Regions from separate parts of the Homo sapiens genome. Here regions 2, 3, 4, 5 and 6 are each linked to region 1. Evidence: chromatin contacts called from ENCODE Hi-C or POLR2A ChIA-PET data. All regions are on one chromosome and are shown on one strand. Each heading gives the region's core, a stretch centred on a gene start or an enhancer-like site at or near the end of the contact. The rest is flanking DNA. Distances are from core to core; before and after follow the strand shown. Region 1 has its middle 28 kb from the start of HSD17B3-AS1. Region 2 overlaps ERCC6L2-AS1 (ERCC6L2 antisense RNA 1). Region 3 holds the start of PRXL2C (peroxiredoxin like 2C). Region 4 overlaps ERCC6L2-AS1 (ERCC6L2 antisense RNA 1). Region 5 overlaps LOC105376161 (a long non-coding RNA gene). Region 6 overlaps ERCC6L2 (ERCC excision repair 6 like 2).

What was found. Hi-C counts contacts between places; a loop is a spot of excess contacts on that map. ChIA-PET counts read pairs that join two places held with the same protein, here RNA polymerase II (POLR2A). Pooled maps may share reads with other maps.
Region 2: a pooled map shows a loop between it and region 1 (3-fold over the local background). The contact joins two enhancer-like sites. A Hi-C loop is called at or near these places in 2 of 37 single-sample maps with no recorded cell type and 2 of 50 pooled maps.
Region 3: a pooled map shows a loop between it and region 1 (4-fold over the local background). The contact joins the promoter of PRXL2C here to the enhancer-like site in region 1. A Hi-C loop is called at or near these places in 2 of 168 maps with a recorded cell type or tissue (PC-9 and tibial artery) and 5 of 50 pooled maps.
Region 4: a map of GM12878 shows a loop between it and region 1 (2.6-fold over the local background). The contact joins two enhancer-like sites. A Hi-C loop is called at or near these places in 2 of 168 maps with a recorded cell type or tissue (GM12878 and naive thymus-derived CD4-positive, alpha-beta T cell), 20 of 37 single-sample maps with no recorded cell type and 15 of 50 pooled maps. POLR2A ChIA-PET finds 5 or more read pairs at or near these places in 3 of 52 experiments (Caco-2, OCI-LY7 and activated CD8-positive, alpha-beta memory T cell).
Region 5: a loop to region 1 is called in a map of sigmoid colon, with 4 times the contacts of the local background. The contact joins two enhancer-like sites. A Hi-C loop is called at or near these places in 2 of 168 maps with a recorded cell type or tissue (sigmoid colon and transverse colon) and 7 of 50 pooled maps. POLR2A ChIA-PET finds 5 or more read pairs at or near these places in 3 of 52 experiments (AG04450, activated CD4-positive, alpha-beta T cell and naive thymus-derived CD8-positive, alpha-beta T cell).
Region 6: a loop to region 1 is called in a map with no recorded cell type, with 2.4 times the contacts of the local background. The contact joins two enhancer-like sites. A Hi-C loop is called at or near these places in 1 of 37 single-sample maps with no recorded cell type and 2 of 50 pooled maps. POLR2A ChIA-PET finds 5 or more read pairs at or near these places in 2 of 52 experiments (T-cell and activated CD4-positive, alpha-beta T cell).

Annotation. Positions count from the first base shown.
Region 1 is chr9:96,216,775-96,219,890 of GRCh38, reverse strand. No RefSeq gene overlaps it. Among named protein-coding and RNA genes, the nearest start is that of HSD17B3-AS1, 28 kb to the left of the region's middle. RefSeq lists a silencer at 1,443-1,652 and an enhancer at 1,663-1,882. Within about 2 kb of position 1,795, at least 19 of the 41 ENCODE cell types and tissues checked have a DNase peak (open chromatin) inside an H3K27ac peak, as active enhancers do; they include sigmoid colon, tibial artery and transverse colon, where a contact is called at or near this core.
Region 2 is chr9:95,855,964-95,858,830 of GRCh38, reverse strand. The region is part of intron 1 of ERCC6L2-AS1 (ERCC6L2 antisense RNA 1); the gene reads left to right. Among named protein-coding and RNA genes, the nearest start is that of ERCC6L2, 18 kb to the left of the region's middle. Within about 2 kb of position 1,436, at least 3 of the 41 ENCODE cell types and tissues checked have a DNase peak (open chromatin) inside an H3K27ac peak, as active enhancers do.
Region 3 is chr9:96,653,824-96,656,578 of GRCh38, reverse strand. It overlaps PRXL2C (peroxiredoxin like 2C), which reads left to right and starts at 1,262. Exons shown (of 6, transcript NM_153698.2): 1 at 1,262-1,489; 2 at 1,806-1,874. The coding sequence starts at 1,298. RefSeq lists silencers at 1,174-1,263, 1,304-1,513, 1,654-1,723.
Region 4 is chr9:95,821,624-95,824,323 of GRCh38, reverse strand. All of the region lies in intron 2 of ERCC6L2-AS1 (ERCC6L2 antisense RNA 1), which reads left to right. Among named protein-coding and RNA genes, the nearest start is that of ERCC6L2, 53 kb to the left of the region's middle. RefSeq lists an enhancer at 1,031-1,240. Within about 2 kb of position 1,348, at least 3 of the 41 ENCODE cell types and tissues checked have a DNase peak (open chromatin) inside an H3K27ac peak, as active enhancers do.
Region 5 is chr9:95,770,968-95,773,888 of GRCh38, reverse strand. The region is part of intron 2 of LOC105376161 (a long non-coding RNA gene); the gene reads right to left. Among named protein-coding and RNA genes, the nearest start is that of ERCC6L2, 100 kb to the left of the region's middle. RefSeq lists enhancers at 338-1,295, 1,217-1,386. Within about 2 kb of position 1,250, at least 11 of the 41 ENCODE cell types and tissues checked have a DNase peak (open chromatin) inside an H3K27ac peak, as active enhancers do; they include sigmoid colon and transverse colon, where a contact is called at or near this core.
Region 6 is chr9:95,900,425-95,903,192 of GRCh38, reverse strand. The region is part of intron 3 of ERCC6L2 (ERCC excision repair 6 like 2); the gene reads right to left. Among named protein-coding and RNA genes, the nearest start is that of ERCC6L2-AS1, 26 kb to the right of the region's middle. Within about 2 kb of position 1,517, at least 2 of the 41 ENCODE cell types and tissues checked have a DNase peak (open chromatin) inside an H3K27ac peak, as active enhancers do.

The DNA.
Region 1 (3,116 bases), core at 546-3,045:
CCGCCTCTTCCGACCTCTCAGGTGCGTGTGAGCCGATGCTCCGCTAGGGGGCGCGGGAGAGCAGGCCGCCCCCCGCGTGACTCTCAGAGCCCGAGGGCTCCCTCCAGGTCCGCTGCCTTCTGCCCACAGGAAGGAGTCACTTTCCCAACTGGCGGGGAGCGGGGGAGTCACTTTCCCAACTGGCGCGGGCGGGTTGGGAGGGGCCGCTGAGCCGCATCTGCCACAGTCACGAAGCTTTCTTAGCACCTCCTGGAGTTCAAGGAAAATCCAGAAGCAGCTCTTTCCTTGAAGGAAGACGTTCACAGCATCGCACCCACGAAGAGGGTGCGGCTTCCCCCTCTCACCCTTCTGGGTCTCGGCCGATCGCCTGGCAGTTGGGCTCGTGGCCCATCCTGCAGGAGGGCGCAGGCATGCATAGCGCCTGCGGAGGAGCGCTGCTCCTACGCCCCAGGCACGGCCCCCGCAGGCCGGGCAGTGACCCCGGTGGCCCGGCCCTTAGGGCGTGCGAGTTGACCGTGCCCCTTCTCCAGGACGCGCGGCCGGCGGCTGGGTTTTCGAACGCGCGGCTGTGAACGGCTCCTTGGCGAGGAGGCACAGCCTCCGCAGGCCGGAAGCCACGCGCCCACCAAAGGCACGAGGAGCAGGGCGGAGAGTACTGCGGGTCAGACGAGCGAGGCCCTCGGGGAGGCGCCCAGAGGAGCGGGGCAGCGCGGCCGCAGCGCGGGTCGGGTCCGCGGACGCTGTTCAGGCCCCACTGTGGGGCTGCTGCCCCTGGGCTGCCCTCCGGCTCGGTGGAGCGCGGGAGTGGGGGTGGGGGCGCCTCTGCTGCTTCCACCCCAGAAACCCGGGTCAGCGTTGGGAGCTGCACTGGGCGGCAGCGGAGAACATTAGAAGGGACAGTGTTTGGGTTAAAATCTAACCCTCGGTCGGGCGTGGTGGCTGAAGCCTATCCAACCACTTTGGGAGGCCGAAGCGGGAGGATCACGAGGTCAAGAAATCGAGACCAGCCCGGCCAACATGGTGAAACCTCATCTCTATTAAAAATACAAAAATTAGCCAGGCGTGGTGGTGAGCGCCTGTAGTCCCAGCTACTCGGGAGGCTGAGGCAGGAGACCCGCTTGAACCCAGGAGGTGGAGGTTGCAGTGAGCCAAGATCGAGCCACTGCACTCCAGCCTGGCGACAGAGCGAGACTCTGTCAAAAAAAAAAAAAAAAATCTATCCCTCATGATCTTGCTTTCTGTGCGTGTGTCTTTGCGTCAGGGGCAGGGAAAGCCTGTAGAGCACACATTGCCTAGTGAGGTCTTTACAACACAGGCTTTAATTATTTTCCTCCTTTCGCAGCTGAGAACAGAGAATTTAAGCAACTTGCCCAGAGTTCCAGAGCCAGACCTTAAAGGTAGGGCTTGTGACTCCGCATTAGGAACGTTCTCCTCCCCTGGATGGACCCGATGCCCCCGCACTAATAATCTTGAGCCGGAATTCAGCAACGCAGTGGTGACATTCAACCTTCCGCCTCACGGAGGCGGTGCCGGCGGGGCAGGGGATGGCCGCCAGGGGGCAGTGTGGCTCCGTGCCTCCGCGCCCGCTCCCGGACCCGCGCCCTGCCCCCACCGGCGCTGAGCCCGCCGGCGCTGAGCCCTCCAGCCCTGCTCCGCGTTCTTAGCAGCGTCGCCAGGCGTGGAAGAGGTTGGACTCAGGGCTACGTCTTCCAGTAGTTAAAAAACGGGGGGCCGAGGCCCCCACAGTTAAAGTGGGCGAGAGAGCAGCTTCCAGCATCTATGGCGATGATGGCCTTTTTTTGCCCAGATGCAACCAGGTCTGCCAGTCGGCCAGCTCGCACGGAGGGGCCCACCTCCAGCCCTGGCCTCAAGAGGGACCAGGCACAAACCTTACCTTGACAATGTTTCCAGCAACACTTCGCTGGGACAACTAGTCAGTGTGGTCAACCAGGCTAGGACAACTAGTCAGTGTGGTCACCCTTGTGGCCGTTCTTACGGGGAATTTGGTTATTATGGGGAACTTGGTGAGACTTGGGTGTAAGCCAGTAGTTGCATTAGTTGTTTTTGTAGCTTATCTTGTTTTAGTAGCAGTGATAGTGAGATTTTGCTTGTTTTTTTTTTTTTTTTTTTTTTTTCTTCTGGACTGATCCAAACGGAATGCTGAAGTTCTGTCTCCATCCGGAAGACCTGGGCTGTGGCCTCCCGGCGTCTCTGGGCAGGGGCATCTGCAGGTCCCCACTCTGGTGGGCACCCTGCTGCGAGTCTGCTCATACCCAGGGTGGATGCACCAGCTGCAGCTTTCAGCTGAAAAGAAACACGCTCTGCTCTGGCTTATGTCTGGCTGAGCTCTGGAAGGGCGGGCCCCTCTCAGCGAGCTGGGGGGCCCGCGTAGACGAAGATGACCCGCAGGCCTTATCAGCACTTATCTTTCAGTAAAGCCTGAGAGGCCAGCTTTGTGTCTGGGACCCTGGGAGCTCAGGAGGGCAGCTCGGCTTTTGTTCCTTGTTCTTCTCCAGCTGTTGGGAACTTTGCTGACAGCAAGAATCTACTCCATGGATTCACAGCACAGGCTATGACCAGAGACATATTTTTGTCCTAAAACATTTTTTTTTCTGATTATAAAGTTAATGGCCATTTTTCTTTTCTAACTTTTTATTTTGAAATAATTTGAAGCTTCTAAAAGCAGTTTAAAAATTATGCAAAGAGTTCACATGCACCCTTCACCCACATTGATGCCCTATAAATGCCTTGGTTTATATTTCCCCTCAAAATAACCACAGGCTTGTGACTGAATCAGGAAATTAACATTGATATAGTTGTGTTATCCTCCACAGACCCTCATCATATTTCCCCGAGGCCCATGAATGGGCCTTTGCTGAATCACACCTTGGGTTAGTTATTGCGTCTCTTTAGTCTCCTCTAATCTGGAACACTTTCTCAGATTTTCTTCATTTTTTCATGACTTGGACAATTTTTGAGCATATGGACCAGTTATCTTGTAGGAAGTCCCTGAACTTGGGCTTGTCTGACGTTCCCTCAGGATCAGACTGTTCGGAATCCCAGGGGCGGTGCTGGGTTCTTCCTGGTGCACCCCCCACCCCTGCCTCTGCCAGGGA
Region 2 (2,867 bases), core at 187-2,686, 360 kb after region 1:
TGAGGAATATGATTAGTTCAACTCTGGCACTGAGGTCATTTGAAAATATTGATAACATATAATATCTGTATTTGATGAATGTGCAGTGTAAATGAGGAAGATGACACAAGATTTACTTTATAGTAAAAACATGCTGAGTAATATAAGTCAAGTAAATGTAGGTGTGATCAGAGATTAGTGTAATCAGAAAGAAGGCATTCTGGAAGAGATAAGCTTTTAGCTGGCATTGAAGAATAGTTATATTTAGATGTGTCAGTTAGATAAAATATTATTCTACACAAGGTAAACTTTGAGAAAAGTCAGAAAATGGAAAAAGTTCATGTCAAGTGTGAAAAACCAGTGATTAAGTTTTGCTGGAGTATTTGCGCCTGAAGGGGATTAGTGAGAGAAAGGGTTCCTGGAAGATTTTAAAGGTGAGGCTAGAGAGTCCAGTTATTCCAAGGCAGTAGAGATCCACTGAAGACTTTATAGCAGGAGAGTGACATCCCAAGGACACAGGGGTCATTGCTGATGCTCCCAAAGTGCCTGCTGATCTGAGCTGCCAGGGTCATTTGATTAGTATCAATGACTTCAGGGACTCATCTAGAGTTCTCACATTTCCTTGTACTTCATTTGACTGAAGAATAAAGGACTTAGAAAATTGGAGCCCTAAGAAACAGTGAAAATAAGTCTGGGAAAATCCCTGGAGCCTAAAATTAAGCTCTGCCTGTTCTTGGTTTCTTGTTGCTCTCTGGCAACTTCATTAAGTTTCTATTCCTCTTTCCACTCCAACATATTGCAGCCCTTTGATGCCTTTAGATTAGCAAGTTCAACACCTTCTTTGGACTGTAGGTATGAAGACCCAGTTTTGAGCTAGGCTGACATTGGACAAGCTGCAAGGCCAGCAGTTCCTGCATCAGGTCAGCACAGGGAAGTAGGTATTAAAGAGCTGAGCCAGAGCCCTGGGTGCCAGGGCTGGGAAGAAGGCTGGTCTGGCAATCTCAGAATGGCATGGTATTGATAGGTGAGAGCAAACACTCATGATTATGGAGGTCTAACTTGAAGTTGCCAGGTTGTCGTGACCTACAGACTTAGTCTCATTGTTCTTTAAACTTAGTTTGAAAATTTAGAAAGCAACAGAATGAAAAAAGTTCCGCTTAGTTATCTTGCCTTCTCTTGTCACTCAGGTGAGAATGTGAATGCAACTGGACTCTTTTTCTCCTTGCCCAGTTCCTACACGTAAAGATTCCTTTACCAGGAACAGCCCTTAAGTCTTTCATGTCAGTTGTTTAATTCTCTGGAAACTGACCTCTGTTTCCCCATATCCTTCTTGCCTAACTTGTAGATTTCCTGGAGTTTGTCTCCCTGCAGCTGAAATTCTGGCAGCCAATAGGGGACTCAGCCTCACCCCAGTCTCTAGAATCAAACCAGGTATTAATAGGAGGGATTAAGTTGCTGTGACTCAACGCTTAGGCACTCTAGCAGCAAAGATGCTTGATGTTGTCCAGCCCTGATCTTGGGCCCCAGTTTTCACAACAGGCTTCTATCTTGCTCCAATCTGCTCTTTACACAGCTGCAAAAGCCCCTGCCTTGGCAACGTTCCTGGTAACAAGATCCCTCTGGGGAATGGCTCAGCCTTGGTCTTCCACTCCTCCTCCCCCCCATCACTTCTGCTGCCCCTCATATACTGAAGCCTTGCCCTTGAACACTGTCTTCTTGATATTTACACGTTGTGCTCAGTATGATGCTTGGGTCACAGACGATTAGTAAAGACATGAACTATGTTCATCATTCCTAGGGGGAAGGGGAAGGGCCAGGGTTCACTAAAAGGGTGTCATTCATTGCTGATGTCCTAGAAACTGCAAACTGCCAATTTGAGTTTAGGAAACACCTATTATTCTACCTTGATTGTATCTAAAAATGGGGTGAGAAGGAAAGTGGTTTAGTGAACTCCACCCTCAGGAATAAATGCAGAGGGCAACACCTCAGTGAAGTGTGGTGGTCTGCAATGTATATTTCAGACATCTGCCATTCCATGTCCTAGGTATGTACCTCTACCCTGCCCTTGGAATAGGAAAGTAGTCCTTGTATTCAAGCCAAATTGATATTAGGAGATCCACATATGATCTTATCAGGGACACTACAGTCTGTACTCTCTTTCTTTGCTGCCTTTCAGGGAACATATACCAGACCTAGAACACTGATGACTATTCAGGAAAGGTATGGAAGAGTGGGCACAAGGTGGGACCCTGACTATTTTCTGGAGTCACCACCAGCTGGGACCCAGTTCTGCTGACTGTTGTAGTCCTGTTGTAACAATTGCTTTCATGTTTGCTAAAATAAATAAATATCAATGTGTTTAACCAATAATGATAACCACTTTGCTTTTTGGCAAATCCTAAAGAGATAAAACTAATTCATATAATTTAGCGGGGAGAGAAAAAGGCACACACAAAAGTCTCATCCTCCTAGATCCATTTACCATCTTGAAAGGGACAAGTAACAGATAACTTGTTAATTATGGAAGGATTCTATAACCTTACTCACTTCTACCAGATTGGTTACTTCATTATCCTATTTCTTTTCAGAGATCAGGAATAAGATCCTTAAATTTTTTAGGTTTCTGTGCTTATCTACAGATGTAGAAGAAAATGCAAAATGAGGGAGATTATGCAGTGGTATGAAACAAAATCTGAAGGGATAGAAAGGATGGCTGAGTTGCTGGAGAGGAAAGAAAGCTGAGTTCCTGGGGCCTGCTTTGAAGATGAAAGGAAGGCACCAGGAGATAAACTGGGCCAGAGATAGGTCTTGTGAGGCTTTGCAGTTAAAAAACCTGCAGATGGTTTTTGGATGGGATCAAATATCAGAAAGGCAGATAAGCCACAAAC
Region 3 (2,755 bases), core at 13-2,512, 440 kb before region 1:
CGGCAAGAGGATTGCTTGAGCCCAGGAGTTCAAAACCAGCCTGGGCAACATAGGGAGACCCTTGTGTCTACAAAAACAAATCTAAAAAAAAATTTGCCAGGCATGGTGGTGCATGCCTGTGATCACAGCTACTTGGGAGGCTGAGGCAGGAGGACTGCTTGAGCTCAGGAGGTGGAGGCTGCAGTGAGCCATGATCGTGCCAATGCTCCAGCCTGGGCGACAGAGCGACACCCTGTCTCAGAAAGAAACTATCTTGACTTAGAAACAGATCTATGCTTAAAATTTTGTAAACACGCTGCAGAGCTTCTCAAACAGAGCACTTAATGTGTGCTCAATAAAGTATAAAATCTTCACACAGGTGAAAGCCAGAGGATGCAGCATCCCCCTTTCCTGCACTTTGTGGCAGAGTCACATCAGTCACATAGACCTGCCTAGCACTCCGCCCCAGAAATATTCTTCAGCTCAACAAAGGCCATAGATAAAGGATGTACTTTCTGAACCCCAAATCCATACACAAGAGTGAGTAAACTTATGAAGACAAAGAGCCTGAATGTTATCTGGTCCTGCTCTGGAAATCTTGGACACACAGTTAGCACCCATGAGAAACCCCAGAGAAAGATGAACCTCTAAATCCAGGGCCAGTTTGGTCTCACAAAGGCTGAGATCCCCAGATTTCCCTATGCCTGCCTACCCACCCCAGGAGAAACTGAATTGGAAGTGTGGGATTTCTACAAAACAGCTGCTAAGTCATCTAACTTCATCATCCTCATCCCACCCAGCTCACCTTTTATTTCTTTATTTTTATTATTTATTTTTTTAAAAAACGGAGATGGCGTTGCCCTCTGTTACCTACCCAGGCTGGTCTCGAACTCCTGGCCTCAAGTGATCTTCCCGCCTCGGCCTCCCAAGTCGCTAGGATTACAGGCCCGGCCTGTGTGTTTACAAAACGTGGGCCTGGCCCTAGCCCACCTTTTACACATACACCCATTAGTTCTCGAATAGGTGAGAACATCCGCTCAGGTGGCCATGGAGGGCGCGGGCGGCTTTCTTCCTCAATAATGCTTGCTCGCCGTGGACGGACCTTACTTTCTCTCTCTGTCCCCTACCCTGAGAGCTGAGTCAGAACCGCCCGTGGGGTTCACTCCGACAGCTCCCAGGCCCGCGCCGCGCCGCGGAAACCGTGACTTGCCAGGCCCCACCTCTGCACGCCCCGCCCCGCCCCCCGCGCCCAACCTCTGCGCGCCCCGCCCCGGTCCGCGCTGACAGAGCGGACCCAGGCCCTCGGCCGCCCCGCGTCATGGCCGCGCCGGCCCCGGTCACGCGGCAGGTTAGCGGCGCCGCCGCCCTGGTCCCGGCCCCGAGCGGCCCCGACAGCGGGCAGCCCCTGGCGGCCGCCGTGGCCGAGCTGCCGGTGCTGGACGCCCGCGGGCAGCGGGTACCGTTCGGCGCGCTGTTCCGGGAGCGCCGCGCCGTGGTGGTGTTCGTGCGGGTGAGCGGGCGGCGGGGCTGGAAGGGAAGCGCGGCCCAGGGTCCCGGGCAGGCTGCCGGGATGCGAGCCGCGCCTCCTGCTTCTTAGGACGGAAACGGGAAGGCAGCCTGCCCAGTCGCGGCCGCTTCCCAACTAGGGCGGGGCAGGGAGAGGGCGAGGGCGAGGCCCGCTTCCCACGCGCCGGGCGCCCGAGCCGCCGGTCCCGGCCCCGCGGGCGTCGCCTTTGCTCGCGTCACGCACGGCGAAGTACAGGGATCCTTCGGGGCCCGAGGGTGCTGCTTTACTAACTTGCCCTTTCTGCCGTTTTGGCTTTCAGCATTTCCTGTGTTACATCTGCAAGGAATACGTAGAGGATCTGGCCAAAATCCCCAGGAGTTTCTTACAAGTGAGTTTCCCAGCGTGGGCGGCCCAGTGCCCGCTTCTGCAGACCTTGCGAGCGGGGCGGGGGAGGACGCGGCTCCAGCGCGGAACTTGCAGCCTGGATTGCCCCTCCCCGCAGCTCTCTCCACCCTCGCCCCTCCAAAAGGAGTGAGACGTCAGAGATCTATTTCTGCCCTAACTCATTGGGTGCTGCCTGGTGGTAAACGTACTAACAATTGTGGTGTTGCCTGGTAACCTAGTGCCTGTTCTCAAATGTTGACTGATAATGCCCTAAAACAAATGCTGGAAATGGTTATTTTCTTCCCTTTATTTTTTGTTACACTCCAAATAGCTGCTCATTATGGGAAAATACTAATATATCGTAAAGGTGCAAATGTTTATGTTAATAGGCTGCAAGTTCCATGTCCCTAGGACAAACCACATAGTTGTTTTTCTTGAGGCACAGATAGGTTTGTGCCCAAGTGAGCTTTTTGAGGAAAGGCATTGAGCAGCCTTTATAAAACAGATGTTCTTTCAGCAGACCTTGTCAATCAGGATGTGAAAAAATAACATTGATTAAATAACTGTGCGGCCGGGCACGGTGGCTCACGCCTGTAATCCCAGCACTTTGGGAGGCCGAGGAGGGCGGATCACGAGGTCAGGAGATCGAGACCATCCTGGTTAACACGGTGAAACCCTGACTCTACTAAAAATACCAAAAATTACCCGGGCTTGGTGGCGGGCGCCTGTAGGCCCAGCTACTCGGGAGGCTGAGGCAGGAGAATGGCGTGAACCCGGGAGGCGGAGGTTGCAGTGAGCCGAAATTGCACCACTGCACTCCAGCCTGGGCGACAGAGTAAGACTCCGTCTAAAAAAGAAAAAAAAAAAACTGTGCTACAGAGTTTT
Region 4 (2,700 bases), core at 99-2,598, 400 kb after region 1:
CAGTGGAAGAAAATTAGGACACTGATAAAATTTTAAGAGGCATAGAGCCCCCGCGATATTTGAGCAGTGAAAACGCATGGTCATTAGCACAGGTTTCACCATGAGGCTCCCGGGAGGACTCCTGCTTACGCCTCCAGGCTCACACCTCCCTCCATCCCTCCCAGCCTTTGTTTCAAGAACGTCCACTCATTTGTAAACTGTATATTTTGTTGCTCTGTGTCTCCAAAACCCGAGCATATTGCCTGGAGCACAGAAGGCATACAGTAGATATTTGTGGCATAGGTAACTGAATTAATAAAAACTTAGCCATTCAATATAGATTGGATCCAATTTATTTTTTTTTTTCTGATTTCTTTGTATCATAGAGGCTAGGACTGCTGTGGTGGAAAGTAATCATAATAGCTAAATATGTAAGGAGCATGGTTTTCTTGGATAGTTAGAACATGCCCCGCTTTGTCGGACTAGTCTAATGGAGAACTCCAGGGCCATGAGGCTCACTCCCTGAAGAGCAGCAATGTGGGAGGAACTCAGCACTCGGAACCCCGTTGATTATTACCAGGAGTGGAGAAGCTCACTCACATTCTGCCATGTTTGAACACCTGTGTAGCAGGTGGCAAAACAATCAGCTCATACATCATTTTCCAAATCTTGAGCCCTACCCAAATTATATTCCCACAGGATAAAATATTGGTCGTATTTCCTAGGGGCTTCACGCCTGGAGAATAGGAAAGCCCAGGTCCTTTGCTGCCAGCTGGGACAAGCTCTGACGGGTGCCTTATCCTCTTGAGGTCCCTGCAAGATCAGGCTGGCGCCACCCCACGGGTCGCAGCCTGAGATAACCCCTGGTGTGGCTCTTCTCCTCCTCATCATCCTGCTTCCCTCACTCCTGCCCAGCCTTCCCTGGCGCACTTCCTTAGTAAACACCTCCTACCTCCTCTGTCCTCACCTTACAGATTTGTTTCTGGGGAACCTGACCTTACCCACATGCTTACTCTGAGGGACACAAAGCTGTGTGAGGCGCAGTAACAACCCCCAAGGAGCTTTCAATCCAGTTGAACTTGGCTTGAATTGCATCTGTGCTTCTTACAGGAGGGTGGGCCTTCAATAGAGCTAGACAGAGCCTGATGACACAGGCGTTTGGGAATCTTGAGGACAAACCTGTTTTTATAAAAATCTGCCTGCCTCGTGCATGGCAGCAGGTTTGACTCTGGCCTTGCTTCACTAAATTAAGCAAAAACAAGCATTATCAAATGTTTAGATTTCCTGGAGTCTCTGGCTTCAAGTAGCTTGATGATTCATTTCTGACAACCTCATAAAACCAACCTCTAGCCACGTCCAGGCTTAAGCTTTGTGGTGGTGGAGTGGGTTTTCCCTGTTGTATTTTTAACCTAAGAACAGAAGCAATGCTAGCCACACTGATAAAAACAAGTGAAGAGTTAACTTTCAAGATGACCACAGTCAGATGGTAGCGTGGAAGCCACCAGAGCCACTTAATCTTCCCAGATGATGGATCACTGCAGTACCTAAGTCTCTCATGTGGATTTCTGCCACAGTCCTCTGCACACACTCACTAAAGGGATTTGCAGTTCATGGGTCCAACACAGCAGCATGACCATTGGTTGGGCAGGGCCAAAGGCCCTCGAGGCAGAAGGGTTACCAGGAGAGTCACGCAGCCTTTACCGTCGGGATTTGTGAAGACAGTCACAGTTGGCGACAAGGGTTTTCAGAGTTCTTGGTGTTACTTCACCACCCTCCCCTGCTCTGAGCCCACTCTTTCCTCCCCTGTCCTCGTTCTTAGCTCCTGCTGTTGCCTCCTTTTAGCTCTCACACATTCTCCCTTCTTCCGGTTCTGCCCCAGATATTCTCCCAAGCTCTGTCCAAAAAATCACCAGTTTACCCCTTGAAATTATTTCTCAAGAACTATTTTCCCCCAAGAAGTTGCAAGCTGCTGCATCCCACCTTGGTGAGCTGAGAGCCTGGAGATCAAGACCTGGGCGAGCGGCCAGACCCCTCCTGGCTTCATGCTCAAGTCTTTTTTCAGACGCCCTGAGATCAAGAACAAGGGCACATTCTTAGTTCATGGCCTTTTACAAAATGCTACAGATAATGGAATTTAGATGATGCAACCATTTTACTTGGAGTAGAATGTGTTTTTAGCTGAGGGGGTTTTCAGGGGAAACACATTATTTAGGTTTAGAGGGTATCATGCTTGTCAAAAGCAATTAAATGGGACATAGAGCCCTCAAAGAAATGTTCAAATATAATCTGGACATGGTTTGGGTATCTGAATAAATGTAAACTTGACCAAGCCTTCTTGTTTAAGAAATATAGCCTAAAACATACTACTCTTGATAAAAATTGAAGTTACTAAAATGTTCTGATTTAACGTTGCTTCCACCGGCTAGTTGTTGCTTTATAAATGTCATTTGCCATGTAATTCCAAATGACTTTACAGACTACAGAGCATGGGATTATTGTGTCAAAAGGAGGCTTTCATGATCTCACATAAGCCAGAAAGACTTTATTTAAACTTACGTAGGAAGATGTATTGGTTGTTTGGCCCAAGAAGGTCTTATTTGAATGACAGCATTTAGGGGACCACATGACATTTCTATAAAACTAGACTAGAGTTGATAACAGATGAAGGATTAATTTGTTGTTTTTGTAGTCAATATAGTCCCAAACCATGGATATATTGCT
Region 5 (2,921 bases), core at 1-2,500, 450 kb after region 1:
AGTAAGTAAAGAGCGCAGCGTAGCCCTTACTATTCATGCTTGCTGCACTGAGAAGCCTTCCAAAAGCCTGAGCCCTTAAAAGAATATGTGGGGCCCGTAGGGCTGATCATGCAGGGACCACCTTTTGCCAACCGAGAATGAATAACCCAGATATCCAGCTTTCTTGATATCTGCAAGTCTAGAAGCACTTTATACTGCTTTCAAATTATTTGTTAAAGCACAATAATTCACATTGTGTAGCATTTTACGGTGACTAAATGTTCTGACGAACATCAGCCTAATCACAGAACTGTCTTGTAAGGTAGTTGGGCTGTCGTATTATTCTTCCTGTTCTCCAGAGGAGGACACTGAGGCCCACAAAGCTTGTGACTCTGCTGGGCAGAGGCCGAACAGGGCCCGCCCTTCCTTCACACTACGCTTGTCTTGGTTAGCATGTTACCTTTCCTTTGTCCCTCACCCACCCTCTTCCGCAAAGCAAGCTATGGGGAAATTATGATAGATTAGCCTTTACAGAGGGAAAACCAAATAATGCTAGGTTCCAAAATATTATTTTGAAAAGTTTTTTAAAGGCATCCAGTCCTGTTAGCTAAGAAAGCTGTAAAAAAAATAAACCACAAGAGTTTAGTGGTTTGAATTCAGCTGAGGCTGGGAAAAATGCCATCGATGGCTTTTACTTCGGTGGCCAAGCTGCCTACATTTTTCTAGCAACTTCGGGAGTTGGCCAATATTCACATCTGAAAAACCATCTTGGGCCCTGAGAAACCTCCTGCTTGCCCAGCTCCACAGACAGAAAGACTGTGATGGGGCCCAAAACAGGATTGGCTGAGATCAAGGTCGCGGAAGCTGGCAGAGCAGGTGGGCTGCACGTTGTGACGCCAGCGGGGACCCACACCGGGCACCCACAGGATGAGGGTTTCAGCGGGTGCCAGTCCCACGCCCAACACCCTGTCCTTTATTCCTCTCTCTTCAAACCGGCTGGATCTCGAGCCCACTCACCTGAACGCTGAACTTTTTAGTTGAAAATTTACCAGATACGAACAGGGAGTTTTTGTACTGGGTGTTTATTTCCTGGACCATGGGTACTGCCGGTCGGGGATGGGAAGAGGATGACAAAGCAGCAAACAAAAAGATTTTACAGCCGCCCACCTGCCGAGGACTCCAGCGAAAGCTTGAGTTGCTGAGGATTACTGAGAGGCCGGGGGCTGCCATCGGAGCTAGCAGCCGGAGGGCAGAGAGAGTGGAGTGCTCAGTGCAGCGGGCGGAGGCTGGGAAGAGCTGTCCCGGGCTGTTTTCAGGAGCAGCTGCTCAGCTTCAGCGGCCTCTTCCCTGGGCTGACAGGGCCACAGGCATCGAAAACCCGGCCTAGCCCAACCTCTGCCGGCCAAACAGCCCTCATAAAACCACAGACTCCTTTTAAAAAGCAATAAAAGGAGCCATGCCCAGAACACCAGATCAGGGCAGGACATGGGGTGAAGATGTCTGAGGCAGAGAACTGGGGGAAACAGTTCCAGGAACCTGCGTCTGTGTGCGTGGTGGTGGTGGCGGGGGGCATGGTGTGTGTGTGTGTGTGTGTGTGTGTGTGTGTGTAGAGAGAGAGAGAGAGTTCTTCTTGTAGGGGGAAACCAAGTGAGATGATAGACTCTGGTGAATGGCAGACAATAATTCCACTGTCTCCTGCCCCTCCTGTGGCCTAGTGTCCAGCCCAGGTACACGGGCCCTGCAAAGCGCCCCCTCCTCCCAGCCCCTCCCCTCCTGCCTTCCTGGCCCTGAATGCCCGGGACCACTCAGGCCTTCATCCATACTTGCAAACGGCAGCAGCCACCTCTTGTTTCCCGGCACTGTCGGAGAAGGCTGGGACACTCTGGACAGTCTTTTGGGCACCTTCCAAAACTATGTGTGCAAAAAGAAACAGGGCTTTTAAAAGAGACCTTTAAGAATGAGGGCTCCCTCACCTTCCCTGAATAGGAACAGACTAAGAAATCTCTTCTGCAGCTTCTTTGGGTTTCTCTTTGGAGAGATGTGTTTCCCCTGGCTGTCTGTCGGCAGGAGGGAGGTTTGGAAAGCCTGCAGGATAAGCAACAGTGGGAACACTGCGCATTCACCCGCAGGAGGCCACCCACGGAGACTGCGGGGAACACACACACACTCACACACACAAATACGCGCAAACACAAAGAAACCTCCATTCAGCCCATCTCTCAACATGAAGCAAACGCATGGCAAACATTGCAAAATCTCGGTTTTGCTGGGGAGGCCGCCGGGCCTTTAGATGGGTATTAACGCAATTGGTAGACATTAACCCGTTGTGTGCCGCCTGCTGGTTTATTCTCCAGCTGAGAATGAAGGGAGAAGCTGGGTTTTAAGAAAGTCTCAGAAGCAAACGATGTCATGGCGAACACTGTATACAATTCAGGGAGAGAAGCAGCACACCAAACTGAGTATTTGAATAATACTAAAATAAAGTTAATATCACATTTTTAATGATTCCAATTGCAACACTGATTATTCAATATTAATCCCAACTTTAATAGAAGTATAAGATGCTACCAAGAAAGACACTAAATTGCAGTTGTGGAATTATTAGCTCGGGGCTTCTCAAACTTGAACAGGCACACAACCCTCTGGGGGTCTGGGAAAAACACAGATTCGGATTCCGAGGTCTGCAGCGGGGGCACTCCTAACAAGCGCCCAGGTGGTGATGACGCTGAGACTAGCAAGGTGTGGGTAAATTTTTTTCTTCTTTATAGTATAGCTTTTGGTATCTTACAATCTTCTGTAATGACCATGTTACTACTTAGGCAATCATGAAAATATTTTCCTTTTGAAGATAAGGTATTTGTAGATTAAGTTCCATGCCTCATCTGACCAGTGCCTGGAGCGCTAGGGTATGAGGCTTATCAACAGGAAGGGCAATTCAGAGC
Region 6 (2,768 bases), core at 268-2,767, 320 kb after region 1:
ACTGGTTAACCAACTGAGGAAAATAAAATTGGATTACTAGACACCTACAGCAAAATAAATTCTAGCTGAAACAAAGATATAAAGGTATAAAATAAAATCACACATATTATAAAAGAACCATGAATGAATGTATTTATAAATTTAGAGTACAAAAGGCTTTTCTAGGCAAACATAAAACCCAGAAACTATACAGACCAATACATGTAACCACATAAACATTTTTAAAAAATCAATAAATAATTCAAAGCTGACTCTACATGGGGAAGAAATATTTTCAAAATATATAATGAACAAAAAATTAGATTCCAGGATATATCGTTAAGGACTATTAATCAAGGACTATGATTAAAAACGAGAATTAGATTTAAAAATAGCTTTTAAACATCTGAAATGCTACAGCTTCACTCATTAAGAAATGTAAATCAAAGCAAGATAAAAATTTTAAATCTCTCAGGTAGTCATAAATTTATGTTTGCTAATACCTAGTGCAAACGAAAAGGTGGAAACAGACATTCTTATACATCACTCGTGGGGATATGGGGTAATTTAACTCCAGTTATCAAAAAGTAATCCCCTAAATCCAGCTCTACCTGCTATCCAATTCCAGTACTAAGAATTTATCCTACAGTTATTATTGCAAAAGTTGTGCATAAGGATGCTCACGGTAGCATCATGTGCAACATAATCCTCTTGGTACATATGAAGAACTAAAAAAATAGTGTATAGTAAATAAAATAATTATAAAATATTTTTGTTAAATTGTCATTGAAATTGCTTCCGATGCTGGTGTTGTGATTGCTACAAAAATCCTCCTCTTTTGCATTAATTATGAATTTTACTTAGAATCTCTAAAGCTTCATCATGCAAGATAGTAATATTTTATAATAAATTTATTATGATTCATAAAAATTGAATTTCAATCAAAACTTAGCCTACATCTAAAGAACCATTCCAAAAATCAATGTTTAAAATGTAGAGCTTGTGTCTTTTCCTTTAAGAATTTATTCTTGGCACAAAACATTCATGCATTCTTATTCAGATGATTTATTCACACTTGAAAAGTTTTTAAATGTATATGAGATGTATCGTATCACACACACATACCTTAGACCCACCACTCCTTAATTTGTAACATTCAGTTCATTAAAGGGCTTTCTTCAACAAGCTTCAACATTAATTTTTCAGAATTCAATTGTAATTCTGGCATTAGCATAATAAATACAAAAGAAATGATTTCTTCTCCATTTCATAAACTGTCTTTTTAAAACATACATTGTTTTAAATGAACCAATACAAATTTATCTTTTAAAACTTTCAAAGTTATAATTTTTGTTTGTATTTACTTCTGGGAAATACTGTAGAATGTCACTGGTGATGCCATTAAAAACTCTAAATTCCAGTTCAAATGACTAACTCAACACGTTTGTATTGATGCCAATGAAACAAAAGAACAAACATAATAAATCCATAATAGTGGCAGAATGCCTGGAAGGGCAGTACCAGCAGGTCAGAACAGTGCAGGAGCAGATGAGAACTGGCACACCTGAAGAACTGAGCAATCCGCCCTACACCTCTGAAAGCAAAAACTCCCCCTGCCCTCCCCCGCTAAAAAATTTACTTTTCCTAGAAGGAACCTAAAAACAACAACAAGCAAAACAAAACTCAACAAAACAGCTAAGGTAGTTGGAAAGACTAAGTCAAGAAAAATAATGGCCAAGTAATTTTAAGAAGGAAAAGTTACACCAGTCATCAAAGAAACTGATTCTAGCATCAGTATGCAACTTTCCCTGCATAAAGCACTGTATATATATTTTCTAAAGCAAAACTTATTTGGAAGAATTCTATGGTGAGTGTTAGGGCTCATGGAAATTTCCAAATTTCATCAATTAAAAAAGTCCTTAATACTTCCAAACAATTAAAAAAAAAATCCTTTCCAAGGAAAAAAATCGGGTTGACACTGAACTCTCATCTGCAATATGGAGTGACAGAAGATGTTTTGTCATTATAAAAGAAAATTTTGAACTTAAAATTCCATAGGCAGATAAGCCTATGGATAATCAAGTGTGAGAGCAATATACAAACACATAAAATTTACTGAAGAATTTTTTTTTTTTTTTCTGAGACAGAGTACCACTCTGTCACCCAAGCTGGAGTGCAGTGGCACAGTCATGGCTCACTGCAGCCTCAACCTCCTGAGCTCAAGTGATCCTACTACCTCAGCCTCCTGAGTAGCTGGGACTACAGGCACAAGCCACCACACCTGGCCTCTGAAGAATTAACTGAAGACGTTAAGAAAAAGTTGGTATGAACACAAAGAGAAATAAAAAAATTTAACGTTTTTCTTTCCAGATCCAACTGTTCAGACAAGAAGAAAATAACACTATTAAACATTTTAACAATGCAATTAACAAACATGATTAAATAGAAATATATAAAACCATGTGACCATGATTACAAAGAATGCACAATATAAGCAACATTTTAAAACAACAGAGACTACACAATGCACTACATCAAAGCATAAAAACTGATCCATGGATGTAATCACAAAGAAAAAAATATCAAGGCTGTTATCTGATGCAACAAAACTAGAATTGTCAAAAAGGGTTCAGCCCTCCCATCATCCTGAGCCCCAACAATAGCTATTCACTTGGAAATTTTTTAATTTCTCTTTCAAATAGTACTTGGGTAAAAGAGAATAAAAATTAGGGCCACAGATAATTTAGAAAAGACTAACGAAAAAACTACATATTAAAAACTATAGAACA